Linked DNA regions of Homo sapiens: region 2 is linked to region 1. A link is an interaction called in ENCODE POLR2A ChIA-PET data of the cell type or tissue named here. Cell type or tissue: Panc1. All regions are shown on one strand. Links, peaks and the distances in the headings refer to the core of each region. The heading gives the core; the rest is flanking DNA. Region 1 overlaps PTPRA (protein tyrosine phosphatase receptor type A). Region 2 has its middle 32 kb from the start of CPXM1.

Evidence for each region. Peaks named below come from ENCODE experiments on the same cell type or tissue, not always from the same donor. Only the 100,000 strongest peaks of a DNase experiment are listed, where the experiment ranks them.
Region 2: POLR2A ChIA-PET joins it to region 1 with 9 read pairs; 3 of 35 experiments call an interaction of 5 or more read pairs at or near these places.

Annotation. Positions count from the first base shown.
Region 1 is chr20:2,953,657-2,970,075 of GRCh38, forward strand. It overlaps PTPRA (protein tyrosine phosphatase receptor type A), which reads left to right. Exons shown (of 24, transcript NM_001385305.1): 4 at 10,616-10,694; 5 at 11,205-11,546. The coding sequence starts at 10,622. Among named protein-coding and RNA genes, the nearest start is that of GNRH2, 82 kb to the right of the region's middle. RefSeq lists an enhancer at 1,770-1,829. In Panc1, for the core only: no CTCF peak of the experiment used is centred there; no DNase peak of the experiment used is centred there.
Region 2 is chr20:2,760,508-2,776,926 of GRCh38, forward strand. No RefSeq gene overlaps it. Among named protein-coding and RNA genes, the nearest start is that of CPXM1, 32 kb to the right of the region's middle. RefSeq lists a silencer at 11,376-11,670 and an enhancer at 13,009-13,158. In Panc1, for the core only: no CTCF peak of the experiment used is centred there; no DNase peak of the experiment used is centred there; H3K27ac peaks cover 785 bases.

The DNA of each region.
Region 1 (16,419 bases), core at 7,796-11,795:
GAGTGTAGTGACGTGATCTCGGCTCACCTCAACCTCCGTCTCCTGGGTTCAAGCACTTCTCCTGCCTCAGACTTCCAAGTGGCTGGGACTACAGGCGCCCGCCACCACACCCAGCTAGTTTTTGTATTTTTAGTAGAGATGGGGTTTCACTGTGTTGGCCAGGCTGGTCCACGATCCATCCACCTTGGCCTCCCAAAGTGTTGGGATTACAGGGGTGAGCCACCATGCACAGCCAGGGTTTTGTTTTGTTTTGTTTTTACTATTTTTTTTTTTTTTTAGAGACAAGCTGTCTCCCAAGCTGTAGTGCAGTGGCACCATTCGTATCTCACTGTAACCTCAAACTCCTGGACCCAAGCAATCCTCCTGCCTCAGCCTTCCATGTAGCTACGTCTACAGGCATGTGCCACCATACCCGGCTAACTTTTTTTTTTTTTTTTTTTTTGAGAGTTTTGCTCTTGTTGCCCAGGCTGGAGTGCAATGGCATGATCTTGGCTCACTGCAACCTCCTCTTCCTGGGTTCAAGTGATTTTCCTGCCTCAGCCTCCTGAGTAGCTGGGATTACAGGCGCCCGCCACCACGCCTGGCTAATTTTTTGTATTTTTAGTAGAGATGGGGTTTCACCATGTTGGCCAGGCTGGGCTCGAACTCCTGACCTCAGGTGATCCACCCACCTTGACCTCCCAAAGGGCTGGGATTACAGGCGTGCGCCACCACACCTGGCCCCCAGCTAACTTTTAAATGTATTTTGTAGAGATGAGGTCTCACTGTGTTGGCCAGGCTGGTCTTGAACTTCTGAGCTCAAGTCATTCTCCCACCTCGGCCTCCCAAAGTGCTGGGATTACAGGCATGAGCCACCACACCTGGCCCCTTTGCCCATTTTAAAAATTAGGTTGTTTTTGTTGTTGTTGAGTTGTAGGAGCTCTTTGTATATTCTGCATTTCGGTTCCTTATTGGATATGTGATTGGCATACATTTTTTCCCATCCATGGATTGCTTTTTCATTCTGTTATAGTATCCTTGATTCACAGAAGTTTTTAATATTGATGAGGTCCTGCTTAGTCTGTGTTTTGTTTTGTTGCTTGTGCTTTTGGTGTTATATCCAAGAAATTTTTGCCAAATCCAAAGTCATGAAGCTTTGCCCTCTGTTTCCTTCTGAGTTTTATAGTTTTAGGACTTAAATTTAGGTTTTCGACCCATTTTTAGTTAATTTTTGCAAGTGGTATAAGGGAGGGGTCCAGCGTTATTGTTTCACGTGTAGATATACAGTTTTCTGAGTACCATTTGATGAAAAGGCTGTCCATTGAATTGCTTTTGCAACTTTTATTTGGGCATATTTATGTGAGTCTGTTACTGGTTCTATATTTTACTCCATTGATCTATGTGTCTATTCCTCTGCTAATACTGTCTTAAATATGGTAGCTATATAGTAAGCCTTAACACTGAGTAGATAGATTTCTCCCCTTTTTTTGTTCTTTTTCAAAATTGTCACTGGTTTGTTTTTATTTTTTACTTTATGCAGATAATCTGTACTATACTTTGGTTTCATGTATCAAGTAGTTTGTTCCAAGTTGTGCTTTAAGCAGAACAAATAAATTTTCATATTGTTCTTTGTGTTAATCTGCAATATAAACCTATACCAAATTCTATTTTGTGTATTTGTTTATTGTAGTAATCTGACTGACTCTTTTGCCTCCAGACTCATCTCTTTCAAGGTCCCCAACTGAATCTTGTTTTAGGTGGAACTTAGAAGCAGTAGAAGTTAAGAATCTATTTCACAGCCTTAGTAGTCTAGTTTCATTCTCTATATAATGTTGTCTATGCAAGTGAGCTGCTCTCCAGTGCCTTAGTTTCACTAATGTTGGGGAAGGTCTCTTCTCTTGTTTTGGACTTCTCTATCACATTGCCTTTCTCAAGAGAAGACATATAATGAAAGTTGATATCTGGTGTTCTAGGACTTCTTCAGAAGCTTGCCAGTTTTTCAAGCTGATTTCTCTCACTGGCAACTCTTCAGAGTGCTGTTCCTACTCCACCCTCCCCTGGTGGTATGTATCAGTTTTCTACTCATCAGCACCCACCTACTCCTGCCTACTGTGTTTCTCAGATGTCTGCTGCCTGGCTAGCTCATTGCTGCTTTTGTCACTCATAGAGCTGTCTTCTTCCCTTTTTTTGGCTTTCTGCCTGACTTCCAGGGCAGCTGCTCTGTCATTGCCTGTCTGCCATTCTGTCTTTTTTCCCCCTACCCCCCACAGATACAACATCTACTCTAATACCACACATTCTCCATGTTCAAACTAACCTCATCACTTTCCCCACCACATTCCCCAAAACTGGTCATCCTCCAGCTTATAGCATTGCAGTTCACTGAAGTTAGACATCTGGGCCTTGCTTACCTCCAACATCTCATTAGCCTTCGATTCTACCCCTATAAATCCTCTTCTCAGTCTCCTTTAGATATTCCTGCCCTGCTGTGAGATCCATCTGGTTTATTGGCTAGATTACTTCAGAAAGCTTCAGTCAGTGACCCTCCTTACTTCAAACCCCACCAGTTGATCCTTCACTCTGCCATCAGTCATTGCTTCTAAAATCTAAATTGTTCCATTTAACCTTGCTGTGATAAAACCTTTGGTAGTTCTTCAGTGTGTTCAGTGGTAAGTTAAAACTTTCACTGTAATGTACAGGCCCCTTCATGATATGATCGCTGCCTCCTCGAGCCTCATTGTGTGCATTTCCCCGCCCCACCCTTTCCTCACCCACCCTAGTCTTTCATGTCTGCCATTTTTACATTCATTTAGCAGATATTTATTGAAGCCCCCTGTGATGTCCTTACCTAGGTCTTTCTTGTTGCCAGGACCAGACAGGCTTTTTCAAGCTTCCAAGTCATCTCAGTTTGAAAGACTATGTCTGACCCTTGTCTTGGCCAATTACTCTTTATCCTTCCAAGTTCAATGATTGTCCCACTGCACTCCAACCAGAGTGAGAGAGCAAGACCCTGTCTCAGTAAATAAAAATAAATAAATAAATAAATAAATAAATAAATAAATCAGCCATAATTTATTTAATCATGTCTCTCTCCCCCATTGATAGACGTTAAGGGTATTTCCAGTATTCTTCTCTTGAAAACAATGCTACATTGAATAACCTTGTACATGGGTCACTTTGAAAGTATGGATATGTATCCGTGGAATAAGTTTCCAGAAGTGGAATTGTGTCAGAGGGGTTGTGCATTTGTAATTCTGATGAATATTTATAGATTATATGAGAGTACCTGTTTACTCAAACTCTTGCCAATGCAGCATTATCAAAGTTTTTTATGTTCGCCAGTGTGATAGATTAAAAAATGGTATCTCAGCCAGGCGCAGTGGCTCACGCCTGTAATCCCAGCACTTTGGGAGGCTGAGGCGGGCAGATCACGGGGTCAGGAGATCGAGACCATCCTGGCCAACACAGTGAAACCCTGTCTCTACTAAAAATACAAAAAATTATCCAGGCGTGGTGGCGGGCACCTGTAGTCCCAGCTACTCGGAAGGCTGAGGCAGGAGAATGGCATGAACCTGGGAGGCGGAGCTTGCACTGAGCCGAGATCGCGCCACAACATTCGAGCCTGGGCGACAGAGCGAGACTCCGTCTCAAATAATAAAAAAAAAAGATGGTATCTCAGCATTGATTTCTTTGATCATCAGTGAGGTTGAGCATCTTTTCATAGATTTAAGAGAACTGTATGGTTTTTTGTGAGTTATGTTTCATATCGTTTACCCATTTTACTTTTAGGCTGGAAGCAGCTGTTTTAGTGGAATGGTGGAACAAGAAGCCAGATTGCCATGGAGAGACAACTCTTTCTAGAGATTTGGCTATGAAGCAGAGTAGAGACAATGATAGCTGAAGGATTGATGTAGATGCAAAGAAATTTTTCATCTTCTTTGAAAACTTAATTGTGTTAAAAACTGGTATGAAAGGGAGGGGTTAAAGCTAGAGATGGTGGTAGAAAAAAATGCAGGGTTCCTAAAGGACTGAGATTCCTGGATGGAATTTCAGGGAAGGGGAAAATTTCTGGATATAGTGACTGGGGAGTTAAGGGTGTCTAGTCCAATGGCTTTTATTTTCTTGGAAGGGTAGGCAAGGCCAACAGCCACATGTGTGGGAGGAGATGGTTAGAGGGGAGAGGAGGTTTGAAGGCACCGCTATGGAGAATTGGAGAGAGCTAAGGAAAGACAGAAAGACTGCAGAAAGTGCTTAGGGTTCCACTGAAGCGGAAATAGTGATTTGTAGTGATACAACCCTTATGAGTTATTTGATTTTTTTTTTTTTTTAAGCAGCATCTGGCAGTCCAAGTATAGGGCTGACAGTTTGGGATTTTTCTTTCCATGTTGGTGTAAAAGAAGAACAGTGTAGTGAAGGAAGTTAGGACAAAAGAATGATTGAACTGACACCAAGTTTTCTTGATTTGGTAGAAAAGGAAATAAAGATAGAGCAGAGATATTGAAAAGAATTAGAGAGGGGTTCAAGAGACTGAAGGCCTGGGTGAGGTCAGAGAGCAGGTGTGGTAGACATAACAGAGAGAACTACAAGGATAGAAAGTGTGGTTGGAGAGTGGGAAGGCAAGATTTATTCAGTATGGGGGCTTTTCTGGGTGATGACAGCATCTGGAGTACAGCCATTGTCGTGAGTGGCCCAAGTGTAGCAGAGATAAAGCGTTGTTGGAGTGAAGGAAGTCAAGGAACTGAGAGGCTGGCCTAGATGGGGATTTTGGTTGTCATCCATGAGGATATTGAAGTCATCCAGGAGAATAGCAGGCCTGGGGGACAGGAAGGAAACTGAGCCACTTACAGTGTCTTCAGTGATAGGAAAGCACAGGGCAAAAAGCTTTCAAGAACAGGGACTGTTAAGCCGGGTACAGTGGCTCACACCTATAATCCTAGCATTTTGGGAGGCCAAGGCGGGTGGATCACTTGAGGTCAGGAGTTCAAGACCAGCCTGGCCAACATGGTGAAACCCCATCTCTACTAAAAAAAAAAAAAAAAAAAAAAAAAAAGAAATACAAAAATTAGCCAGGCATGGTGGCACGCGCCTGTAATCCCAGCTACTTGGGAGGCTGAGGCAGGAGAATTGCTTGAACCTAGGAGGCGGAGGTGGCAGTGAGCCTAGATCACACCACTGTACTCCAGCCTGGGCAACAGAGCGAGACTGTATCAAAAAAAAAAAAAAAAAAAAAGAACAGGGACTGTTAGAGCAGGCTCCAGGAGAAATGCTTTGCATATGGCATTCTTGAGGAGTGAGGAGGACCTCAACCCTACTTCCTGAAATGGAGCTCTGAGATGTTGGAGTAGAAATTTGGAAACCAGAGAGAGAAGTAAGGATAGTGTTGTTGCAAATGCATTGTATATGGGGGGTCGGGAAGTCACAGGAGTTTGCCTCAAAGTCTTTCTCGGAGACGGATGAGGTTTTCACTGTGATTTTCCTGGTCGTGGTCTATGGATATAGTACCTGTTAGTGACATGGATCTTCTTAACTTCTGATGTGTCTTTTCCTCCCTAGTGTACGCATACCAATTCTCTCCACAGCTTCCATCACCATGCATTTGTTCTTTTCCCTTGTTCTTGTATTACCTTTCTGGAAAGGAATTTTTATTGTAGGCTAATTGTTACTCCCACCAGTATTTAACCACTGGATATTTCATATGATTGATCTCTTCTGATTTGGAAAATAAAAATGTAATCTCATTATATTCATTTGATTAGTGGGGACAGTCAACACTTCTTTGTGTATTTTCTTAGCTGTTCGTTTTTCTCGTCTGTAAATTATCTGTTTAGGTCCTTCAGATTTTTCAAAATTGGACTGTTATGTTTTCAGTATTGTTATGAGTTCTTGTTTCAATTATTTATGACAGTTCATTTTCTTTTTTAAAATAGACTTTTTTTTTCTTAGAGAAATAAGAAAAAATAAAAATTAAAATAGACTTTGTGTTTTAGAGAGTTTCAGGTTCACAGCAAAATTGATCAAAAAGTATGGAGAGTTCCGGCCAGGCGCGGTGGCTCACACCTGTAATCCCAGCACTTTGGAAGGCCAAGGTGGGCAGATCACAAGGTCAGGAGTTTAAGACCAGCCTGGCCAATATGATGAAACCCCATGTCTACTAACAATACACAAATTAGCTGGGTGTGGTGGTGCACACCTGTAACTGTACCTACTCAGGAGGCTGAGGCAGAAGAATCTCTTGAACCTGGGAGGTGGAGGTTACAGTGAGCCACAGTCATGCCCCTGCACTCCAGCCTGGGCAACAGAGTGAGACTCCGTCCTAAAAAAAGAAAGAAAGAAAATATAGAGCATTCCTAAATACCACCTGTCCCCAACACCTGCACAGCCTCCTCATTATCCACATCCTACACCACTGTGGTACCTTTGTTGCAATTGATGGACCAACATTGACTCCTCATTATCACCCAAGCTTTGGTGTTGTACATTCTGTAGATTTGGACAAATGTATAATGACATGTGTCTACCATTGTAGTATCATACAGAAGAATTTGACTGCCCTGACAGTCCTCTGCTCCACCTGCTTACTCCTCTCTCCCTTTTCCTAACTGCACAACCACTGATTTTTTTTTTTTTTTTTTGAGACGGAGTCTCACTCTGTCCCCCAGGCCGGAGTGCAGTGGCGCCATCTTGGGTCACTGCAAGCTCCACCTCCCGGGTTCATGCCATTCTCCTGCCTCAGCCTCCCGAGTAGCTGGGACTACAGGTGCCCGCCACCACATCCGGCTAATTTTTTGTATTTGTAGTAGAGACGGGGTTTCACCATGTTAGCCAGGATGGTCTCGATCTCCTGACCTCGTGATCCGCCCACCTCGGCCTCCCAAAGCTGGGATTACAGGCATGAGCCACCACGCCCTACCTTTTTTTTAAAAAACAAGGTCTTGCTCTGTCACCCAGGCCTGAGTGCAGTGATGATCACTCCTCACTGAAGCGTCGACCTCCCAGGCTCAAGTGATCCTCCCACCTCAGCCTCCTAAATAGCTGAGACTACACACACACACCACCATGCCCAGCTAAGTTTTGTATTTTTTATAGAAATGTGGTCTTGCTGTGTTGTCCAGGCTGGTCTTGAACTCCTGAGCTCAAGCAATTTGCCTGCCTTGGCCTCTCAAGGTGTTGGGATTACAGGCATGAGTCACCGCACCTGGCCTTTTTTATTTTCTTTTTTTTTTTTTAACCAGTGATCTTTTACTGTCTCCATGGTTTTTCACATTGGCTTCTGTCACTTAGTAATATATGTTTAAGTTTCTTCTACGTATTTTCATGTTTTTAGCTTATTTCTTTTTAGCAGTGAGTAATATTTCATTGTCTGGATGTGCCATCACTTATTTATCCATTCGCCTGCTGAAGGATATCTTGATTGCTCCCAGTCGTGGCAATTATAAATAAAGTTGCTGTAAACATCCATGTGCAGGTTTTTTTTAAGTGGCATAAGTTTTCATCTCATTTGGTTAAATACCAAGGAGCACAATTGCTGGATCATATGGTAAGAGCTTATTTATTTTTTTGAGAGACTACCAAGCTGCCTTCCAAAGTGGATGTACCATTTTGCATTCCCACCAGCAGTGAATGAGAGTTCCTGCTGCTCCATATTCTTACAAACATGTAGTATTGTCAAATGTTTTGGATTTTAAAACCAAAATCCATTTTCATAGATGTGTAGTGGTATCCCGTTTTAATTTGCAATTACCTAATGACTTGATGTTCTGTGTCTTTTCAGATGCTTATTTGCCGTACTGTTTATCTTCTTTGGTGAGGTGTCTCTTCAGGTCTTTTGCCCATTTTTAATCTGGTTGTTATTTTTCTTGTTGAGTTTAAGAATTCTCTGTCCTTTGTCAGATCTATCTTTTGCAAATATTTTCTCCTAGTCTGTGGCTTATCCTCTGATTCTCTTGGCATTGTCTTTCACAGAGTAGACATTTTATATTTTAATGAAGTCCAGACTATCAATTATGTTCTCATGGATCATGCCTTTGATGTTATATCTAAAAAGTTCTCGCCATACCCAAAGTCATCTAGATTTTCTCCTGTTATCTTCTTGGCATTTTATAGTCTTATGATTGATATTTAGGTCTATGATTCATTTTTAGTTAAATTTTTGTGAAAGATAATAAGGTCTGATATGGATTAATTTTTCTATATGTAGCTGTCCCTTTCCAGTATCATTTGTTGAAAAGACTATCTTGCTCCATTTTATTGCCTTTGCTCCTTTGTCAGTTGACTATATTTATGTGGGTCTGTTTATGATCTCTGTTCCGTTCCATTGATCTGTTTGCCTTTTCTTTTGCTAATACCACAGTCTTAATTACCATAGCTTTAAAGTAAGTCTTGAAGTCCAATAGCATTAATCTTTGACTCTTCTTTAATATTGAGTTGCCCCTTCAGAATCTTAATGTCTCTCCATGTAAACTTTAGAATCAGCATTTTTATATTCACAAAATAACTTGCTGAGATTATGATTGAGATTGCATTGAATCTATAGGCTTATTTGGGAATAACTGACATCTTGACAATATTGAGTCTTCCTGTCCATAAACATTATTTATGATGGGCTTCTTCTTTATGTTTAGGAGCTTTTGTTTTTTCTGTCAGATATTCCACTTCTACCTTTATGATTTCTTAATTGCCTTTTATGCTTAGAAAGTTTTTCCTCATCCTGAGCTCACATATTCATTTATTTTCTTTTAAAATGTGTTTTCAAGCATTTAATTTTTAAACCTATGTGGAATTTATTTTGGTATATGGAATGAGGTGGTGGTCTAACTCCCTCCTCTCAAATATGTAGTTATTTTTCCCAAAACCATTTTCTATTAATTTATCAAGAATAGACATGTATACATATACATATATAATAGTCAGCCTTCCACTTGTTGTTTGACCCTTGTGAAGGAAATTGTATGAGTTTCCAATTTTGGATTAGGCTCAGGTAGTAATTGAGCTGGGTTCTGCCAGAGATCCATGTTAATTCACTATCCAAACAGAGTTATAAAATGTAAGTTTTATGAAAATCTAACAGTATATCACTGGTTTAATGATCACAGCCTAGGAAGAATGGGGAAATTGTCAAAATCTTCTGTGGATGCACCTGAAGGCCACTGCTGAACCCATTTCCCTGCTAGGCACGGCTGCTGGTACCAGGGGCAAACTCCTGGAGTATATATGAACCACCTACATCTCCTTCTCTTCCCCCCCTACCCTTGAGATTTTCATGTGTCCCTTAAGGATGTGTGTCCTACTTCCCTTGGAGAGTCACTACCACATTGAACACTTTAGACTGTGAGTCCTGTGAAGATGGGGCTCATGAGTGTATTGCTCCCCAGTTGTTTCTCTAGCACTAGCTCAGTATAGGGCATAAAAATCTGAATGGATGAACAAACCACTATTACTGGTGGGGACATGCTACTATCTTACATGGTTCGAGGTGGAATAAAGGTTGAGAACAGCTATATAATGTGTTCCTTGAAGGGCAGCAGTACATCAGTGCAATCAGCCTACCTTCTCCATACTTCTCACTCTGAAAACTGTAAAGCTGCACCTAGCAATCAACTTGGGAGCTTTAAAAGGGACTGCTCCCTAGCTCTCACCCACAAAGCTGTAGTCTAGCACAGGTGACTTTTTTAAAAAAGTTTTTTGGTCCAGATGTGATGACTCACGCCTGTAATCCCAGCACTTCGGGAGGCTGAGGCTGGGAGGTCACCTGGGGTCAGGAGTTTGAGACCAGCGTGACCAACATGGAGAAACCCCATCTCTACTAAAAATTTGCCGGGCATGGTGGCACATGCCTCTAATCTCAGCTACTCGGGAGGCTGAGGCAGGAGAATTGCTTGAACCCGGGAGGCGGAGGTTGCCGTGAGCCAAGATCACACCATTGCACTCCAGCCCGGGCGACAGTGCAAGACTCCGTCTCAAAAAAAAATAAAAAAGGAGTCCTATTAAGACTTATTTTTACAGGTTGGATATCTCTAATCCCAAAATCTGAAATGCTCCAAAATTTGAAACTTTTTGAGCGCAGACATGATGCTCAAAAAAATGCTCACTGGGACATTTTGGATTTCAAAATTTGGATTAGGGACTAGGTGTGGGAGCTCACACCTGTAATCATAGCACTTTGGGAAGTTGAAGCAAGAGGATCAGTTGAACCCAAGAGTTTGAGAGCAGCCTAGACAACATAGTGAGACGCCGTCTCTACAGAAAATTTTAAAAATTAGCCAGGCATCGTAGTACATGCCTATAGTCCCAGCTACTCAGGAGGCTGAGACAGAAGGATCACTTGAGTCCAGGAGGTAGAGGCTGCACTGAGCTATGATCATAACCACTGTCTCCATCCTGGGCAACAGAGCAAGACCCTATCTCTTAAAAAAAATCTGAAACACTGCTAGTCCTCAAGATAAGGGATAGTCAGTCTTTATAAAGACTCAATTAGTTATTGGATATCTGAGGAAGCATGCATATCAGGCTCCCAAAAGATCATTGGTTTAGGCACACATTTTAATAGCTTGGAAATCCAGAATACTCTTCTGGTGACCAGCTCAGACATAGTCCTGATAATATAGGACCTCATCTAACATGACTCCCTATTTTCCAGATAAGCATGGATTCCTGGTTCATTCTTGTTCTGCTCGGCAGTGGTCTGATATGTGTCAGTGCCAACAATGCTACCACAGGTAAATTGTCATTTGATAAGGCTGCTATTTGAAATGAAATTTTGCTTTCACATTTAATGAGCCACATTTGAAAACCGAGATGGTATTTGAAGAAAGGAATATAAAAATTTTATTCAAAGTGATGGTAAAATAGGTGTCTTCAGAAATCTTGGAATTGAATGCTCAGCATTGTTTTTCATACATACATAACTGCTTTAAATAAATCAAAGAGATTATGTGTTCTTTCCTGAAAAGTAAAATAAATTGTTGACATTTACAACTCTATATATGGTTTCTGAGGAACTAAGTGAAGAATCTTGTGTCTTTCTCCCTTAAACCGTAGTCCTTTGGAGGAGGTAGGAAAGGTCCAGCATGAGATAAAAACGTAGGGGGTGGGTGGTGTTGAGGGGGATTGGTCTTTGCTTGGTCTCCATATGTTTGAGAGTTTATTAAGGCTTGCTGCTTTGTGTCTCACAGCTTTTTAGCCTCACATTCTTCATGTGCTATTTCCTTGTTTTTTGGTGTTTGTAGTTGCACCTTCTGTAGGAATTACAAGATTAATTAACTCATCAACGGCAGAACCAGTTAAAGAAGAGGCCAAAACTTCAAATCCAACTTCTTCACTAACTTCTCTTTCTGTGGCACCAACATTCAGCCCAAATATAACTCTGGGACCCACCTATTTAACCACTGTCAATTCTTCAGACTCTGACAATGGGACCACAAGAACAGCAAGCACCAATTCTATAGGCATTACAATTTCACCAAATGGAACGTGGCTTCCAGATAACCAGTTCACGGATGCCAGAACAGAACCCTGGGAGGGGAATTCCAGCACCGCAGCAACCACTCCAGAAACTTTCCCTCCTTCAGGTACTAGAGATGATTCTGTTTGTTCTTTTGCTCTTTGAGTTTAGTCTTCCTTTTATTATCTTGTTTGTGTTTTCTAGCCTTAAAATTTCTTCAAATAAGTAAAATTGCTCAAGTGAAGTAATGAAACCTGTATGTGGAATTTTTGGGTTAGCATGAGTGAAGAGGAAAGAAGAAAGATTCTGGAGAATATCTTTCTGCTAGGTGGGATCCTGGTTAGATTGAGAGGACTTAAATGTGTTTAAAGGTAGAGAAGAAGGCTTAAAAAGACAAGAGAAATAGAGGAGCTCATTGACGATGCAAGAGACTGAAGATGAAAAGATACAGAGAATGAGTAATAAGATTAGGTTTGGAAAGGGAGGGATCCGTGGAGACCATGGAAAGGAGAATGGGTATTGATGTCCATGACAGTTAGATGTGAGATACAGAGAATGAGTAATAAGATTAGGTTTGGAAAGGGAGGGATCCATGGAGACCATGGAAAGGAGAATGGACATTGATGTCCATGACAGTTAGATATGGAGTGGCAGGCCAGTGGCCAGGGGTGGCATCAGGCTCTGGGAAATGGTTACATTGCAGTGCCAGTTGTTCAGGGCCTCAGGTTGAAGCAGTAGTCCCAAGGAGAAAATCAGAGACGTGGATCTGAGACCAGGGCAGGTAAGACAAGTTTCTGACCTCTTTGAACCTTAGGTACCTTGTCTGTAAAAGAGGATTAGAGATACCCTCAAAGGGCTTCTATGAGGAGTAAAGGAAATAATCATTACCTGATTGCTATGTAACTGTCATCCCTTTTCTAGCAAAAATCACTCTTTCCTCTTCTGTGTTCCCAGTTAGATGGTGAGTGCCCCTAAGCAGAATCACATCTCGCTCATGTGGAACATTCAGGAACTGTTTGCTCAGTTGATTCTCATTTGTTACTACAGATGATATCTTTTACTGCGCCTTATAACTCAGACCCTTCACCTGCCAGCTTTTCCCCATATTTTCTACCGTAAAGACAAGACAGCATTTGCAGTTAAGAGCACAGTCTTCAGTGCCACACTGAGTTTGAATCCCAGCTCTTCCATAAACCAGCCATGTTTATGGCATAGCTGGCTTACTTTATCTCTCTACCTCGGTTTGTTCATCTGTGAAACAAGAATGAGTGATAGTAATAGTTCTTACCTCATAGAGGAGATATTAGGATTAAACAAGTTAATATGGGTAAAGCACTTATAAAGGTGCCTACACATGGTAAGCACTATTTTTAAGTGTGAGCTGTTAGTATTGTTGTGGTTATTGCTCTGATAGTTACCAGTAAAATATATGAAGGTACCTTTAATGCAGATGGCATCCCACTATTCTTGATGAGATAGGGGACTGCAGACAAATAATGTCTGATACTTGCTTTGTGCTTTAGAGTTAATGTAGTTTTGTCATAGTTATTACTGTGTGCTAGGCATCGTACTAAGAGTTTTCTAGAATAATCCTATGAATTAAGTTCTATTTTATGTTTTATAGGTGAAAGTATTTTACAATGATGAAACCATAATTTGTGGAATGTTTTTCAGTGTACAGGTCATGACACAATTCATGAAATCACTTTAGCAGGCCACCACTAGTTGTTTGTTTTGTTTTATTTTAATGGATGATCCAGTTCCATGTTTATTCTTTTAATGTTACATACAATTTTTTGAAATTTTAGTAACAACATAAAATGTTGGGTTGTGGCCATTGCTTAGGGAGAAAGGCAGGATAACTTGTACAAACTGTATGAGTGAATGGAAAAGGTGGAGACTGTAACACAGGCCTGACTGACTGAACAGCCCATGTTCTATTGTGTACTGTCTTTCATTTAACAGTTCTGTGACATGACCATGGATAATCATCTCCTTTTAACAGATGCTTGATTTCAGACTGTATATAGAGGTTAAATGATTTGTTTTAGATCTCAAGGCTGACAAATTAGGCCTATTTCTCACTTTTGCGGTCTTTCCACTCTGCTTGTAGGGAACTTAGTTTTCCATAAACTGACTTAGGTCCAAATTGTGCCACAGCTAAGAATCTAGTTATTGTACATTTAACACAGTTCACGTCATAGGAGGCTGAGACTATGTTTCTCTAGTGGCGTTTATTCAAGATGAGTAAAACACAAGAAACCATTATCGCACATGGGAATTTCATAGTCTTAAACCCCACATCCCACTTATCACCACCATTTACCAGTCCTCCTGTAACAGTTACAATTTTTTATTAAATCAGTATTTGATGTATATTATTGTAATTATGAAATATTCATTGCTGAGCTATAAGTATAAATGGATTGTTTTTCTTGTACAGTTTTTTTTCTGGATTTAATACTTACCTTATTTTTTGTTTATTTAGTTTTCTATTTAGTCAGGCCAGGCACACTGGCTAACACCTGTAATCCCAGCACTTTGGGAGGCCAAGGTGGACAGATCACTTGAGCTCAAGAGTTTGAGACCAGCCTGGGGAACATGGTGAAACCCCATCTCTACAAAAAATACAAAAATTAGCTGGGCATGGGTGCATGTGCTTGTAGTCCCAGCTACTCAGGAGCCTGAGGTGGGAGGATTGCTTAAGCCCAGGAGGTTGAGGCTGCAGTGAGCTGTGTTCATACCACTGCACTCCAGCCTGGGTGACAAAGCGAGACCATGTCTCAAAAAAGTTATTGCTACTCAATTCTTACCATGCTCTCCAGAGCCTCTCAAAACAGCTTTCTACAAAGTGAGATCTGTTAGATAATCTATTTCTTTTTTACCTCTAGAAATTCCTCCTGAGCCCTCCATTGTCTTATTCCAGTCTAGGCTTGTCGATCTCTAGGGCTACTACACAGATACATCAGCCTGAGATTTCCCTTCTCTGTCATTCTGGGAATTCCCCTTGCTGCTGCTTCCTGACTTCCATATTGTCTTCCTTTTTGTCTTCTCATCATTCGGTAGATTCCTGAGAAAAGGGGTCCATGGGAGGCAAATTGCATCCTTACATATCTAAAAATATCTTTAGGGCTGTGCATAGAATTTGAGGAATATTTTTCCCCCAGAATTTTTAAAGTAATGCCCTAACTGACACCTGTTTACCAGGTTTGGAGGATTTTACTGCTATCTTAATCCCTAATTGTTTGTATGCTTTCTAGGATCTTCTCTTTATCATCAGTATCCTGAAATTTCACAGAGATGTATCTTGATGTGGGTCTTTTTCGTTCATTATTATGGATACTTAATAGGCCCTTTAGAGCCTTGATCTTGCATTTCTGAAAATTTTCTCCCATTTCTTTGAAACCTTCTCCCCCTCTTCCTTTTTTTTTTTTCTCAAATTCTTAATATTTGGATATTGGATGTATCCTGAATTAATTCTTTAATCTTTAAAATTTTTCCTTTCTGTTGATCTTTGCTTTGAGTCTTTTTCTCCTTTTAAAAATAAACAAAGGCCAGCTAGGCACAGTGGCTTATATCTGTAATTCCAGCACTTTGGGAGGCTGAAGCAGGAGGATCGCTTAAGCCCGGGAGTTTGAGACCAGCCTAAGCATCGCAGCAAAACCTCATCTCTACAAATGATTTAGAAATTAGCAGGGCCTAATGGCTCATGCCTGTGGTCCCAGCTACTCAGGGCTGAGGCAGGAGGATTACTTGAGGCCTGGCAGTTGAGGCTGCTGCAGTGAGCTGTGATCGCACCACCGTACTCCAGTCTGGGCAACAGAGGGAGACCTCATCTCAAAAATAAATAGGCCTGGTGTGGTGGCTCACTCCTGTAATCCCAGCACTTTGGGAGGCCAAGGCAGGTGGATCACTTGAAGCCAGGAGCTCAAGACCAGCCTAGCCGACATGGCAAAACCCTCTGTCTACCTACTAAAAATAAAAAAATTAGTCAAACGTGTTGGCATATACTTGTAATCCCAGCTACTTGGGAGGCTGAGACATGAGAATTGCTTGAACCTGGGAGGTGGAGGTTGCAGTGAGTCAAGTCCCTGCACTATAGCCTGGGGAACAGAGTGAGACCCGAGACTCTATCTCAAAAAAAAAAAATCAGTGACAAGTAAAAAGGTAGAATACCTTTTTTTTTTTCTTTGAGACAGTCTCACCCTGTCGCCCAGTCTGGAGTGCAATGGCGCAGTCTCGGCATACTGCAAACTCTGCCTTCAGGGTTCAAACAATTCTCCTGCCTCAGCCTCCTGAGTAGCTGGGATTACACATGCCCACCACCACACCCAGCTGTTTTTTGTATTTTTAGTAGAGACAGGTTTCACCATGTTGGCCATGCTGGTCTCGAACTCCTGACCTCATGATCCACCTGCCCCGGCCTCCCAAAGTGCTGGTATTACAGGCGTGAGCCACTGCGCCCAGCCTAGAATACCTTTTAAAAATAAATAAATAGGCCGGGCGCGGCGGCTCATGCCTGTAATCCCAGCACTTTGGGAGGCTGAGGCGGGCAGATCACGAGGTCAGGAGATCAAGACCCTCCTGGCTAACATGGTGTAAATAAATAGGCCGGGCGCGGCGGCTCATGCCTGTAATCCCAGCACTTTGGGAGGCTGAGGCGGGCAGATCACGAGGTCAGGAGATCAAGACCCTCCTGGCTAACATGGTGAAACCCCATCTCTACTAAAAAATACAAAAAAAAATTAGCTGGGCGTGGTGGCAGGTGCCTGTAGTCCCAGCTACTCTGGAGGCTGAGGCAGGAGAATGGCGTGAACCCAGGAGGTGGAGCTTGCAGTGAGCCGAGATTGCGCCACTACACTCCAGCCTGGGCAACAGAGCAAGACTCTCTCTCTAAATAAATAATAAATAAATAAATAACTCCTTTTACAAAAGCATATATATTCATTTTTTCCATTTATAATATAAATAATAGATATGCTGAGTTGATTTCTGCATAT
Region 2 (16,419 bases), core at 4,508-8,507, 200 kb before region 1:
TCTGAGCTGCACCCCAATCCCATCCCACGGCCCCCACCCCCAGGCCTAGGCACCTTACGGCTCACCTGCCTCAGAGTTTGGGTGGAAGGAGGGTAAGGAGGCAAGATTCCTATGCCCATTCGCTCCACCACCCACCCCTCTAGGATGAGTCCCAGTTGTCCCCCTGAGATATGTCCCCTGGATGATGGTCTGGCTGTCTGACCCTGAAAGCCACTTTTTTGACCCATGATCCGGTGAGCCCCGTGTCTAGCCCCAGGCCTCAGGCTTTCCTCTTTCTCTTCCTGGCCCTGCTCCTGGGCTCTGGCCTCTGGACACCCTGGCCCTTTCAACCCATGCGTCCATGACCTGCAAATGCAGCCTTCTGGACAGGCACACTTGCCAGGGCACATGGGCTGGTCCTGTCTTTCAGAGGCCTCTACTTCTTTCTCTGGTGTTCTTGGCTAGCACCTGGGATTCATCTCTCCTGGACACAGGGCAAGAGGTCATGCTGCCTTCTGGTCATCCTGTCCCATTCTCAGTGCTTGCGTGGCCTCCCACTCAGAGCACCAAAGCCTGCCTGCCCACGCCCTGCTTTATTTGGCTCTGAGCAGCTCCCATTGCCCAGGGCCCTCCCAGCTGAGGCCCTGCAAAGTTCTAATCTGCACTGGACACAGGTGATAACTGGATAGTGGTCACACTCTGGTTCCCAGGATGGGTCAGGTGCCATGGTGGATATAAATGAGACATGATGTCTGTCCCTAACAATCCCACAATGCTGCTCAAGCCACCATTTGAGTCCACACTGTCCTTTTCCTTCATCCACAGCAGACATAGCTAACCAGTTACCATGTTTGCAATGGCCTGGATTGTGCCTCCCTAAAATCCATATGTTGAAGCATTAACCTCCCATGTGACTGTATTGAGGATGGAGCCTTTAAGGAGGTGATTAAGGTTGGACGAGGTCATCAGAGTAGAGTCTTGATCCAATAGAAGTTGTGCTCTTATAAGAAGAGGAAGAGACACCAGAGTGCACTCTCTCTGTCAGGTAAGGACACAGAGAAGGCAGCCGTCTGCAAACCAGGAAGAGAGCCCTCACCAGGAATCAAATCAACTGGCACCTTGGCCTGTGACTTGCGGCCTCTAGGACTGTAAGAAAGCAAAATTCTGTGGTTTAAGCCACCCAGTCCATGGTATTTTGTTATGGTAGCCCAAGCAAACTAATACAACATTTTTTTTTCCATCTGTGAGCTGAGGGCTGCCTCCAGGAAATTAACCCTTTAGTGTTTCTGGCCTGCCCCTCCCCACTACATGGAGGAAAAATCACCAGTTAGGCTTTGTTGTAGAATATTGTCAGCAAATTCTGGGACAGTAATCCGAGATGATGTGGACAGGGCACCAAGAGCCTCTGCTATGCCACAAAACCACCGTGATGACAGAATCATTTTCAACGAAGCTACTGATCAGAGTTGTTATTTGAGATGAAAACTATTAGCCAAGTCAATATCACACCAGGCCTTCTTGTAGTCTATAATCAGTGAGGAGCAAGTCAAACTGCTGACCATGAGTCAGTACAAGACCGGCCCACCAGCAAACCGGGGCCTGTGTCTGGGTCTGTGGCACCTTCTGCAAAGCAACTGGGGCATCTTCTGGGCCTTGCAAATGGAACACCTTTCAGACTTCCCACATCCTGTAGTCAAAGAGGTTCCATTCTCAATAGCACCTGAGGATGACATTAAGCCAAGTGGCAGAAACTTGGCCTGGAGCTTACATAAATCTGTAGTGGAGACCCACTACCCAATAAATGCTATCAAATGACTAGGTCTTAGTTTAGCTCAGTCCTGAGGCCTTGCACACAAGTAGAATTGATTGGCTCATTGGCATTCATCCCTACAGAGCCTGGATATCCCAGGCAAGTGATGAAAATCCTAACCTTAGCTCCAATTCCTATGTGAATATTGGTCAGGGTGGGATCATTCGCCTGGAATGGAAGTTGTCTTCATTTCAGTTCCCCCAGCAGCAGACCTTGGGACAGGAGGTGGGTCCAGATGGTTTATTTGGGCAACAATTGCAGAACGCACCGGTCAGGGGAGCAGGGAGGGGAGGCAGCAGAAAGAAGGAAGCCCAATACAGAGTGCTACTGAGCACGCTACTACTGTGGGTTTTTCTGAAGCTTAATCCCAGCTGGGAGCTCTGGGAGGCTATAAAATGCATACCTCAGGAATTTCGCACCTGAGGAGTGAGGCAGCTGGGGTACTTATACACTAATTCTCATCAGTCAGTGGTTAGGGCTTCTGGATGGAGTGGGAGGGCAGCACTAGCTTTCTGGCACCTCCAGTCTTCCCCACAGGTGGTAAAACAGTCCCAGTAGCTAGAGAAAACACTCAGACAAAGAGAAGCAGGAGCTGACAGTTGGAATCAGACAGGAGTACACAGAGGAGGTACAGATGAGGGGATGTGGGTGGGGCACATACCTGGAGGTGGTCCCTGGCAGTCATCCAGGGGAAGATGGTTTTTTCTACTTAAAGTAAGTTTGGAGTAGGCATGGATTTTTCCTATATCTGCAGATCCCACCTCTACCTGGCACCAGGTGACAAAAACTGCCCAGGCTATTTCTTGTTGAAGTACCAAGATGCCAGGTGACAAAGGGGTCCCTCTCAGCGTCAGCCCACCCCCAGGCTTCTAATGGGGGTGGGAATAGAAAGGGCACCAGACGCTTGGCTGCTCACCGTTCAGAGAGAGTGCATCTCCAGTAAGTCCTCTGCTTTCCTCTTACAAATTTTTCCCAGCAGAACCAGGCTGCTACACTTTGCATCTGACCCTGGGGACCAGAGAGCTTCTGGGGCTACATTTTGGCTCAGACAGGACCCGCTATAGACAGGTCTCACTGGCTCAAGAGAAGCCAGGCAGCAGCTTTGACCAGCCCTCTGCTGACTATTCTGCAAAATAGCATTCTCCCTGCCCCCTCCCCATATTGGCAGAGCCTTTTAACTTCTTCCAAAAAGAAAAATCCCCTAGAGAAATGGAAACTGCTGCGCAGTGTGGAAAGGATGGTCTTTTAAAAATATGACGTTAGAGCCCAGGCAGCTATTTGGGAGGCTGAGGCAGGAGGATTGCTTGAGCCCAGGGGTTTGAGGCCAGCCTGGGCAACAAGTGAGACCCCCATCTCTCAAAAAAGAAAATGGTGTTGGGTTAATTGGATAGCCATATGCAAAAATTACATTTGGCCTCTACCTCACACCATACACAAAAATCAATTTCAGGTGGATTGTGGATGGAACTGTGAAACCTAAAGCAATAAATCTTTACGCCCCTGAAGATAGACTAGAAGCTTTTTGCCAGAGTGATATCCAAGGTCTGTTTTTCTACCCATGTGACCAACTTTGGAATGAAGCAAGCACTGGACATATTTGAAATGGTTCAAATGGACCCTAAAGTCTCTTTTCACTTCTCTAGGAGAACTTTTCCAAATAGGAAAAAGTTCACAGTTCACAGTGTCTTTCTACCCGAGGAGAGACTAGGTCTTCATGGTTAGTGATTTCCCAAAGCTCTTAACTGCTTATCCTGGGCCAGCCGCCTTCCCCACCCTGTCCACAGCTCCCTCCTCTGCTACCACCTCAGTGGTAGTAACAACACTCACTGGGTGATGGAAGGGAATGGGTCACCTCCTTGGAGCCACCAGCCTAGAAGTTGGCCGTTCACAAGAAGACCTTCACTGTGAGAGTCCTGATGGGGGCGAGGCATCGACCACAAATATGGACCTAGCATCCTCTTATCACTTCTCCCATGCTCCCCTTCTCTTCACTCTTACTAAGAGGTGTGTGTGTGTGTGTGTGTGTGTGTGTGTCAGGGTTTCACTCTGTCACCCAGGCTGGAGTGCAATGGCACAATCATAGCTCACTCCTGGGTTCAAGCAACCCTCCTGCCTCAGCCACTTGAGTAGTTGGGACTACAGGTACCACACCCAGCTAATTTTTTAGGGGGTAAGAGATGGAGGTCTCACTATATTGCCCAGACTGGTCTCAAACTCCTGGGTTCAAGTGATCCTCCTGCCTCAGACTCCCACAGTGCTGGTATTACAGGCGTAAGCCACCACGCCTGCCTTCATTATGAGATTTTCTTTTTCTTTTCTTTTCTTTTTTTTTTTTTTTTTTTTTGAGACAGGGTCTTGCTCTGTCACCTAGGCTGGAGCGCAGTGGCACAATCACAGCTCACTGCAGCCTCAGCCTCCTGGCTCAAGTGATCCTCCCGCTTCAGCCCCCAGAGTAGCTGGGACCACAGTCACGTACCACCACGCTAGGCTAATTTTTGGGTGTGTGTTTTGTAGAGACAAGTTTCTCCATGTTGCCCAGGTTGGTCTCAAACTCCTGGGCTCAAATAATCCACCTGCCTCAGCCTCCCAAAGTGCTGGGATTATAGTTGTGAGCCACACACCCGGCCATTAGATTTTTGATAACCAGAATGTCTTAATTGAATGTAGTCTAAGTTATTAATCTTTTCTTTATGATTAGCGTTTCTCGTATGCTTTTAATTTATGTATTATTTTGCTTCACGCTTCACCTCCCCTTTTGTGTGCTTTTAAACAAATCTTCTGCCAGGTGCGGTGGCTCACACCTGTAATCCTAGCACTCTGGGAGGCCAAGGTGGGCGGATCACCTGAGGTCAGGAGTTCAAGACCAGCCTGGCCAACATAATGAAACCCCGTCTACCCCGTCTCTGCTAAAAATACAAAAATTAGTCGGGCATGGTGGCGCATGCCCGTAGTCCCAGCTACTCAGGAGGCTGAGGCAAGAGAATCACTTGAACCCAGGAGGCAGAGGTTGCAGTAAGCTGAGATCACGCCATAGCCTGGGCAACAGAATGAGACCCCATCTCAAAAAAATTAATTGATTAATTAAATGAAATTAAAATAAAATAAATTTTAAAATCTTCACTTACACCAAAGTCAAGAAGATATTTTAGAATTTTTCTTGTTTGTGGCTTTTATATTTAGGTCCACAATCCAACTAAAATTTATTTTTGTGTACAGTGTAAGCTAGAGATCAAATTTAATTTTTTTTCATATGGTTAGCCAATTGGCCCAGCACCATTTACTGAAATGAGTATATTTTCCCCCACTTCATTGAAGTGAAATCTTTGTTATAAATCAAATGTTCATATATGTATGTGTCTGTCCTGGATTCTCTATTCTGATCCATTTGTCTTTTTATCTAGCCTTATACCCGTGCCACATTATCTTAATAACTTTAGATTTATAGTATGTTTTGCTATGTAGTATGTATGGCAAGTCATCCAATTTAATTCTTCCTTTCAAATTTTTTTATTTTTATTTTTATTTTTTTATAGAAATAGGGCCTCACTATGTTACCCAGGCTGGTCTTGAACTTCTGGCCTGAAGTGATCCTCCTGCCTTAGCCTCCCAAAGTGCTCGTATTACAGGCTTGAACCACTACACCCGGCCTGTTCAACTTAGTTCTTCACAATTATGTTGGCTACATGTGGTCCTTTTCATTTCAATACAAATTTTATACTCAGTTTATTAATTTCTATTTTTTAAACTGGCAGGCAGATTGCCTGAGCTCAGGAGTTCAAGACCAGCCTGGGCAACACAGTGAAACCCCATCTCTACTAAAATGCAAAAAATTAGCCAGGCATGGTGGCATGCGCCTGTAGTCCCAGCTACTCAGGAGGCTGAGGCAGGAGAATTTCTTGAACCCTAGAGGCAGAGGTTGCAGTGAGCCAAGATCACACCACTGCACTATAGCCTGGGCAACAGAGCAAGACTCCATCTCCCAAAAAAAAACACAAAAAAACCTGCTGGATTTTCATTGGGATTACATTAAATTTACAGACTAATTAATGGAGAATTGATGTCTTTAAAATATTGTGTGTTTCAATCTATGAATATTGTATATCCCTCCATTTATTTAGATCTTTTAAGACTTCTCTTAATAATGTTTTATAGACTTCTGTATGAAAGTTTTGCACCTATTTCATTTATTTCTATTTGATTATTTTGTGATATTATAAATAGTATCATTTTCTTAATTTTATTTGTTGTGAATATATAGAAACAATGGATTTTTGTATAATTACCTTGTATCCAGCAATCTTGCTTAGCCACTTATCCTTAGATTATCTTGAATTTTCTTAGCTACATAGTTATGTCATCTGCAAAAAAAGGACAGTTTCATTTCTTCACTTGCAGTCCTTACTTTTTTATTTTTACTTATTTTTCTTGCTTAAATGCACTGGCTGCAACCTCCAATACAATGTTGAATAGAAGTAGTGAGAGTGGACATCTTTGTTTTGCTCCTGATTCTGGAGGGCAAACTTTTAATATTCCATCATTAAGCATCGTATTTGGTTTATAGATATCCTTCTATTCCTAATTTTCTAAAAATGTTTAAAAATTATAAATAGATGCCAAAATTTGTGAAATATTTTTCTTCATGTATTAAGTAATCAAATTACTTTCTCCATTATTTCGTTAATGTGCTGAATTATATTAATTACATGTCTAATTTTAAGCCACTGCTTTAGCTAATTGTATGTTTAATTGTAAATGGCCATATATTCTTTTTTTTTTTTTTTTGAGTGCAATGGCACGATCTCAGCTCACTGCAACCTCCCCTCCCTGGTTCAAGTGATTCTCTCGCCTCAGCCTCCTAAGTAGCTGGGATTACAGGCTCACACCACCATGCCTGGCTAATTTTTGTATTTTTAGTACAGATGAGCTTTCACCATGTTGGCCAGGCTGGTCTGGAACCCCTGACCTCAAGTGATCTGCTCTCCTTGGCCTCCGAAAGTGCTGGGATTACAGGCATGAGCCACCATGCCTGGCCTTATTCTTTATACAGGGTATACCAATTATTAACACAGAGCCCATTTTCTCTTTCTCTCTCTGCACTACTCTCTAAGAAGGCACTCACTGGCCCTCGCCCTTACCCGCTTCTCCTGGAGGAGCTAGGCTTTCTGCAGACCACCTCGGTACCTCACACTGCTACACTGGCTTTGGCTACCTTCTAGGAGCAGTGGAGGGAAAAACACAAGAACAAACACAAATTAATCTCTCACTAAGTCATTCTACTTTGACTCTAACCCATCTTTTACCATTCTATTCTAACCATTAAGATTCAAACCCAGCTGGGCTCCTTAGCTCTGGGTCCCCTCTGTTGGAAATCCAGAACAGTCCTCGTGAGTCCTCTGTTCAGGAGCCCCTGACCACTCACTTCCAAAGGTGAAGATACTCAAAGCTTCCCTCCTTGCCTCACCTTGGCAGGGGGTCACAGAGTGGCAGCCTCAGGAGGGTGGGAGGTCCTGGGTTTGAAGCTGCAGAGACTGCCAAGCAGAATGGGTAGGAGGGTCTCAGAGACCCCCACTGGAGACAGAACGGAAGAGAATTCATGGCTCTAAAGATGCAGGAGAGGCTGCCTAGCAGGGCAGGAACAGCAACAAGACGGTTTTATTTGTATACATTCCTTTTTGAGTATTTTATTCCTTGAGAGAGAAGGCGCCAAGTGTTTATGGGGGAAGGAAAGCTGGCCGTCCAGTAGCAGATTTGCTGTTCCCTGGGGCTCAGCATCCCAGCATCTTCATTCTCCAAAGCCTCTCCTGCCCCTCCCCTGCCAGCCTGGGAGCGAGCGCTGCCCTGATGCACCCTCATCTGGTGGGGTGTGAGGAGGAGGCTCGGGCTAGGCTGCCGCAGCTCCGGGCAGTCATCCCATGAGTCCAGTTCCTGAAGGGCTGATTCGTGTAGGGCAGAAAAACCCTCTGGCTTGGCTCCTGCCCCTGCTGCCTCTCTGGGGGTTCCACCCATGTAGGAGCCTGCCCCCTCCACGCACCCACCCGCTCACCCAGAACTGAGTTCACCTTTAGGTGGGTGGGGGAGGCTCCAGCCACTCTCAGGCTGGCACTGCCTCAAGCCCAGCCAGCGCTGGCTTCTGTGGTGAAAGCTGGTTTGTCTGGGCTGCTCCCCAGGGCCTTCCTGGAGCTGGGCCTGGAGGCTGACCTTGCCAAGACAAACTGTGGCTGCCGGTGGAATGTGGTCGAGTGGCTGAGCAGGCCCAAACCTGGCAGGTCTGTCCATGGTGCCCCTGCAGGTTCCACAACACAGAGCCCTACAGAGTCAGGTGGGGCCAGGAGCAGGTACCGAGAGACTTCTGGGCATCTCTCTGTCCCTTGTTGAGTGAGGACGGGGCAGCATCTCTTTTGGTCTCAACTGAAAGTGTAAAAGGCTATCATCAAGTGTGAAGGTTGACAGAATTCCTCAACCCACTTCCTCTGGGAAGCAGCTGTGCAGGAGAAGACATGGTGGGGAGGGGGTGCGGGGAGGAGTGTGTGCCTGTGTGGGTGTGGGCATAAAGCAGGAGCTGCCAGGGGAGGAGAAAGAGCTCTGGCAAGACCTCTTCTTCCCTTAACACAGCCCGGTGGGATGGGGCTACGTTGCTGTTAGAGCCAGAGTTTAATTTTTTTTTTTTTGAGACAGGGTCTTGTTCTGTTGCCCAGGTTGGAGTACAGTGGCACTGTCTCAGCTCACTGCCGCCTCGACCTCCTGAGCTCAAGCAATCCTACCTCAGCCTCCTGAGTAGCTGGGACTACAGGCATGTGCCACCATACCCGACTAATTTTTCTATTTTTTGTAGAGACAGGGGTCTCACTATGTTGCCCAGGATAGTCTTGAACTCCTGCCCTCAAGCAATCCTCCTACCTCTGCCTCCCAAAGTGCTGAGATTACAGATGTGAGCCACTGTGTCCAGCCAGATCCACAATTTGTTCAGCCCATACCATCAGCCCATTATTTTAGCGGGGGTTCCCTGGACGCAGAGCCTGAAATGGGGATTTGTGTGCACATGAAAGGGCTCTCTGGACAAAAAGGAGAGAAGAAAGCAGAACAGGGTAGGGGAAAGAGCTGGGCAAGTCTCTGCAGGAGGCTAGCACAGTCCCACGCGGAGCCTAAGCATGAAGGGCACCTCAGTTGGACCCTGCCATGACAAGGAGATGCCTCTAATATCCCTGAGCCTGTCAGCCACTGGTTGGAGGCTGCCAGAGGAGAGTGGAGAGTGAAACCTCCTGGGCAAAGCAGCTCCCATTTGGCCAAGGACAATACTTGGGAGAAGGGGGCAGCTGTGAGCTGTCAGCAGCCAACACTCACCCCAGTTGGGGATGAGCACACTGGCTGGTAAGGATCTGGTGGAACTCTAAGAGCCTCCACTGCACCCCTCTACCTAGTAAATCCGAGACCAGGAGCGACGCCCGTCTTTATACCAGCCCTACTTCTTGGGTGGCAAGGACTCCCCTTCTGTTTCAAGTAGGGCTTATAGGGAATGTCCTGGGCCATTGACAAACAAAGGGCAGGAATCCACTCAGGGAGATCAGGTGATGCTCAACAGAGCTGTGCAGCAGAGGTGGACACACACAGCAAGCACGCAGTTGACTCAATCATAGTCACTGCTTGGGAGGGCCATAGGTGCTGTCCACATCAGCTCTGCTGGCTCGGGACACCCATCATTGCCTTGGATGTCTCTAAAAGCTGACTCGCTCTTCTGCCTGTCCTCCCACCTACCCCCTACCCAGGCTGAACCCCATTTCCCTTCTCTTCTACCTCCCAGATCAGTGACGCTGAGCCAGTCCCTAAGGTAGGGTGAGGGCTGGCAGTCTTGCTGTTGCTCTAGTCTCTTTCCAAGATATCGCCTTGGCATCTGCTCCTGCTTCCCTGTGGCCTTCCATTTTCATACTCAAGAGTCTGTTTCCAGGCCAGGTGCGGTGGCTCATGCCTATAATCCCATCACTTTGGGAGGCCGAGGCGGGCTGATCACTTGAGGTCAGGAGTTGGAAACCAGCCTGGCCAACATGGTGAAACCCCATCTCTACTAAAAATAAAAAACTATTAGCCGGGCGGGGTGGGGCGTGCCTGTAATCCCACCTACTTGGGAGGCTGAGGCAGGAGAACTGCTTGAACCCGGTAGGCGGAGGTTGCAGTGAGTCGAGATCACGCCACTGCACTCCAGCCTCGGTGACAGAGCAAGACTCTGTCTCCAAAACAAAACAAAACAAAACAAAACACAAACAAAAACAAAAAAAAGGAGTCTGTTTCCCAAACAAAACAAAAACTCTGAGTCTGCTCTGTTTCTCCCTCTGCAATGCCCGGCAGCAACACTAATTTCCCTTAGGCAATAGGGACACTACTGACTAAGTAGGGGAAGCTCACAGAAATTAGAACAAAGTGGCGAAGGGAAGTCCAAGGGACTCAATCCAGTGCCCAGAGAGGAAGGACAGCAGTGTCCTCTGGGAGGGTGAGCCCCAGAAAGAGGCACCCCACTGGAAATATGACAGGAGGTGGAGGAAGCTGAAGAGAAAAGAAAACGTGTGAAAAGCACCTCATGCTCCAAAGACAAACAAAACAAGAAAAGTAGAGACTTCCCAGAAGATGGAATGATGTAGGTTTGCCATTTCTTCTGCTAAGTCTAATTTAAAACCCTGGATGGCTCACGCCTGTAATCCCAACACTTTGGGAGGCCCAAGTAGGAGGATCACTTGAAGCCAGGAGTTCGAGACCAGCCAGTGCAACATAGTGAGACCACCTGACTCTACAAAAGAAAAATTAGCCAGGCGCAGTAGTGCGCACCTGTAGTCCCAGCTACTCGGGACTGAGGCTGGAGGATGGCTTGAGGCCAAGAGTTTGAGGTTATAGTAGCACCACTGCACTCCAGCCTGAGCAACAGCGAGACCTTGTTGCTTAAAAAAATAAATAAATAAAAATGAAAAATAAAACCCTGGACATTATATATAAAACAAGCATAAACAGATTCTGGGGGGAGAAAAGGGTTCTGAATGGGGGAGAAAAAGAGGCAGATGATTTAGAGGCCTCTGCACCCCAGGAAAGACATGGCAGAGAATCCCCTGGGTTTTCTTTCTGTTCCACATATCCTAGATTTGGAACTTAAGAAACTGGCAACACAGCAATGCCATGGCATGCCAAAAAATAAAAAAAAGCTCCAATAAAAACCTGCTCCTCTAGCCAAAGGACCAAGTGAACAGCAACCTAGTAAGGCTGAAACCGAGACACAAAAACCACTTTACTTCAGCCAAGCCCCACAGAATAAACTGAGACCCCACCTACATCCGCACAGCAAAGGCGCAGTGGGGAGCCTAAATTCCACCCTCCCAAGGCTGCAGTGAGGTTCCCCAACGACCATCACCAGAGCAGTGCCAGTGAAGACCGGGCAGAGAGTTGAGCCATCCATCTGTGTCAGCCAGCAAAGGGGCCTCCTCCGTGCTCCACGGTATCACTAGCACCACCACCACGCTGGGAACCACGTGAAGAACCTGGATTTCCGGCCTGTACTCCCCAGTAAAGAGGCGCCTCTCCCGCTTCCTGCTGAGATGTGTCACAGGAAGCCTTGTGGAGAGTCAGGATTTTCGCCATGGCCCAGAGCAATTTATTAGACCACCTACCCTGCCTCTTCGCCCTCCAGCGGTGGTGTCAGTGGAGATCACAACTGGAGTCAGACTTCCCACCTTTGCCCATCAGTAAAAAGGAGCACCTGCCCCCTACAGGTGTCAATATAGGTCATTTTTTACTCCCACCTGGCAGGGAAGACCCGACCTCACCCCTCCCGACCCTGCCTTGCCCTGCCAGACAGATAGGTGTCAGAAAAAAGTCAGCTAAAACATAAAGTTTATATTTATCTATTCATATTTTTCAATTTTATTTTTAAAGAGACAGGGTCTTGCTCTGTCATCCAAGCTGGAGTGCAGTGGCATGATCACAACTCGCTGCAGCCTTGAACTCCTGGGCTCAAGCAATCCTCTCCACTCAGCATCCCAAGTAGCTGGGACTACAGGCATGCACCACCACGCCTGGCTAAAACATAAAGTTTAAATAAGATCCAGAGTCTGGTAACACAATACAAAAAGGTCCAAATTTCAGGCCGGGCGCAGTGACTCATGCCTGTAATCCCAGCACTTTGGGAGGCCGAGGCGGGCGGATCACCTGAGGTTGGGAGTTCGAGACCAGCCTGACCAACATGGAGAAACCCCGTCTCTACCAAAAATACAAAAATAGCTGGGCGTGGTGACTCATGCCTGTAATCCCAGCTACTTGGGAGGCAGAGGCAGAAGAATCACTTGAACCCAGGAGGTGGAGGTTTTGGTGAGCCGAGATGGCGCCATTGCACTCCAGCCTGGGCAACAAGAGCGAAACTCCATCTCAAAAAAAAAAGAAAAAAGGCCAAGTTTCAACCAAAAATCACTTGTCATGCCAGGAACCAGGAAGATCTCAAACCAAATAAAGAAAGGCCATCTATTGGATGTAACACCAAGATGCTAGAATTAACCGATGAAGATATTAAAGTAGTCATGATCAAGATACTTCAACAAACAACTAAGAATATGCTTAAAATAAATGAAAAAATTGCCTCAGCAAAGAAATAGAAAGTCTCTGAAAAAGTAGATGATAACAAGAGCCAAATGGAAACACTGAAACTGACAAAACAGAATCACTAAAATTTTAAAATTCAGTGGATGGGCTCAACAACAAAATGGAAGGTACAAAGGAAAAAATCCATAAACTCAATGACAGAATAATAGAAATGGCCAAATCTGTAAAGAGAGAAGAGAAACTGAAAAAAAAAAAAAGATAAAGAGAACCTCTAGAGACTGTGGAGCTATAACGAAAGAGCTAATATTAGTGTCACTGGAGTTCCGGAAGGAGAGCAGGGCTGGGTGTGGTGGCTCATGCCTGTAATCCCAGCACTTTGGGAAACTGAGGCAGGAGGATTGTGTGAGCTCAGGAGTTTGAGACCAGCCTGGGCAACATGGTGAAACCTTGCCTCTACAAAAAATACAAAAATTAGCCACATGTGGTGGCATACATCTTAGTCCCAGCTACTCAGGAGGCTAAGGTGGGAGGATGGTTTGAGTGTGGGAGGCAGAGGTTGCAGTGAGCTGAGATTGCACTGTTGTACTCCAGCCTGGGCAATAGAATGAGACCCTATCTCAAAAAAAGGAAAAGAAAAAGAAAGAAAAGAAGAAAAATACTGGAAGAAATAGTGGCTGAAAATTTGCCACTTATCACTCATGTCATAAGGGCCTTCAGCCACTGAAACACTGTTTTCATTTTTTTTGGGGGGGGGTTTGTTCTGTTTTGTTTTTTTGTTTTTGTTTTGAGACAGAGTCTCGCTCTATCACCAGGCTGGAGTGCAGTGGTGCGATCTCAGCTCACCACAACCTCTGCCTCCCAGGTTCAAGCAATTCTCCTGCTCAGCCTCCCGAGTAGCTGGGACTATAGGCACGTGCCACCACGCCCAGCTAATTTTTGTATTTTTAGTAGAGACGGGGTTTCACCGTGTTGGCCAGGATGGTCTCGAGCTTTGACCTCATGATCTGCTCACCTCGGCCTCCCAAAGTGCTGGGATTACAGGCCTGAGCCACCCTGCCTGGCCTCTGTTTTTTTTTTTTTTTTTTTAAGACACATTCTCACTCTGTCTCCCAGGCCGGAGTGTAGTGGCACGACAATAACTTACTATAACCTTGAACCCTTGGGCTCAAACAACCCTCCTGCTCAGCCTCCTGAGTAGCTGGGACCACAGGCACGTGCCATCACGCCCAGCTAATTTTTTAATTTTTTGTAGAGATGCAGTCTCGCTATGCTGCCCAAGCTGATCTTGAATTCCTGGCCTCAAGCAATCCTCCTTCCTTGACCTCCCAAAGTTTGGGATTACAGACATGAGCCACTGCGCCCAGCCCTGAAACACTTTTTGAAGCTCGTATTAGTAACCTAATAAGTAACCTAAGCCATCAGAGGTATCTATATTTCATATAGCTGTGTTTCTAATAAAGCTGTAATTAAAAGAACATTTGTAACTTAAAGTTCTAAGTTGTCTCAGGGGTTGGGTCACTATATTGAGTGTACTCCCCCAATTCTTCTCCTCACATGCAGATTTTAGTAAGTGATAGTTTTAAATTAAATTTTGAACCTGTGCTTTGCTTTGTTTTGTTTTGTTTTGTTTTTTTCTGATACAGGGTCTCACTCTGTCTTCCAAGCTGGAGTGCAGTGGCGCGATCTCGGCTCACTGCAACCTCTGCCTCCCAGGTTCAAGCGATTATAGACATGTGCCACCATGCCCGACTAATTTTTGTATTTTTAGTAGAGACGGGGTTTTACTATCTTGGCCAGGCTGGTTTCAAACTCCTAACCTCAGGTGATCCACCCACCTTGGCCTCCCAAAGTGCTGAGAGTAGAGGCGTGAGCCACTGCATCCTGCCAAGCCTGTGCTCTTTGTTGCCTCCATACTGCTTCACAAACATGGGGGCATTGAGCTTGGAACTTTCTCGCAGAGGCTGAAACCACCTTTGTCTTCCTCTCCATGGAAATTAAATAGGTTTCATGTCAAGCATAGTACATATGATGTCTGTACAAATTAGAAAAAGGTGTCTCTTCCTCAAGCCCCCCCCCCAAAAAAAGTGTTATGTTAATATTTATTCCTTAACGACAATAATTAAGATAAACATACAGGAGCACTTGCCCCTCCCCCAAAGCCGACAGCCTTCGTGTCACCTGATGTATTAGCTGAAGCAGTATTCCTGGGTGAGAAATGTGTTGTTTCCAGAATCCAGAGGCCACCAAGTGCTGTGCTTCCTTCTTTGTGGCAGGGGATACAAAATACAGCAATTAGTCTCTAACTTTGGAGGAGCTATCCTGGCATGCCCTTGGCCAACAGACCCCGTAAAACTTGACCAAAATGGCAGGTCCCTGAACCCTCCCAGAGTTTATCTCCTACCATCTGGATTGCATGTGTCTCACCAAGGCCTCCAGTGTGCTAGCCATGTTGTGCTCATCCTGCCCGCCTGCATGACGTCAGTAACATAAAGGATCACTGCAGTGTCTGCATGACATATGGATAGTACAGAGACCTTCAAACTATATTATGATACAGACCAGGAAAATTAACATAGCCCTAGGGCAAAACACTGAGTAAATATTTATGTGAATGAGGACTGTTTCTGATCTTCTTTTCTAATTGGGATGGAACTCTAATATAAAATCCACCACCGTAACAAACTGAAAGAGAGAAAATATACGGTCACCTCAAAAGATGCAGAAAAAGCATTTGACAAACCTAACATCTGCTATAAAAATTCTCAGCCAGCTAGGATGAGAAGAAAACCTCTACAACATGATAAAGGGTATCTATGAAAACCTAACAGCTAACCCTAAACTGAATGTTTTTGCCCTAAAATCAGGAAGTAGGCAAGGATGCCCAGTCTTACCACTTTTGTTTGTGCTTCTTTGATCTGAAAATATATGGCTTTCACAAAATTTGAGCAGTTTTCAGCCATTGTTTCTTAACTTTCATTTAATATAGTACTAGAAGCCCTAGCAAGTGTGATAAGGCAAGAAAAATAAACAAAAGTCTTAATATTGAAAGGAAAAAATAAAATTATTCCCACTCACAAATGATATAATCATCTGTGCATAAAATCCTAAGGAATATATATATGTATATATTTGGAAAAAAACAGCTCCACGGCCAAGCATGGTGCCTCACACGTGTAATCCCAGCACTTTGGGAGGCCAAGACAGGAGAACTGCCTGAGGCCAGAAGTTCGAGACCAGCCTGAGCAACACAGGGAGACTCCATCTCTACAAAAAATGTTTAAAATGGCCAGACATAGTGGTGTGTGCCTGTGGTCCCAGCTACTTGGGAAGCTGAGGCAGGAGGATCACTTGAGCCCAGGAGTCTGAAGCTGCAGTAAGCTGGATCGCACCACTGCAGCACACAGCCTGGGCAATAGAGTGAGACAGCTGTCAAAAAAAAAAAAAATAAAGCTTCTAACTAATATTCAAGTTTATCAAGATCACAAGATTTGAGATCAATATACAAAAATCAACTACATTTCAATATATTAGCAAGGAACAATTAAAAATCAAATTTAAAAAATAACACCTGCATTTGTTTGCTAGGACTGACATTAAAAAGTACCACAGACCAAGTGGCTAAAACGACAGAGATTTATTTTCTCACAGTTCTAGAGGGTGGAAGTCAAAGATCGAAGTATCAGCTGATTTGGTTTCTCTTAAAGCCTCTCTCCTGGCCCTACAGGTGCCTACCTTCTCCCTATGTCTTCACATGGTGGACAGAGAAAACTCTTGTGTCTCTCTCCTCTCTTTTTTTTTTTTTTTTTTTGAGACAGTCTCACTCAGTTGCCCAGGCTGGAATGCAGTGGTGCAATCTCGGCTCACTGAAACCTCCACCTCCCTCGTTCAAGCGATTCGCCTGCCTCAGCCTCCTGAGTAGCTGGAATTACAGACTCGTGCCACCACCCCTGGCTAATTTTTGTATTTTTAGTAAAGATGGGGTTTCGCCATGTTAGCCAGGCTGGTCTCAAACTCCTGACCTCAACAGCTCCGCCCACCTTGGCCTCCCAAAGTGCTGGGAT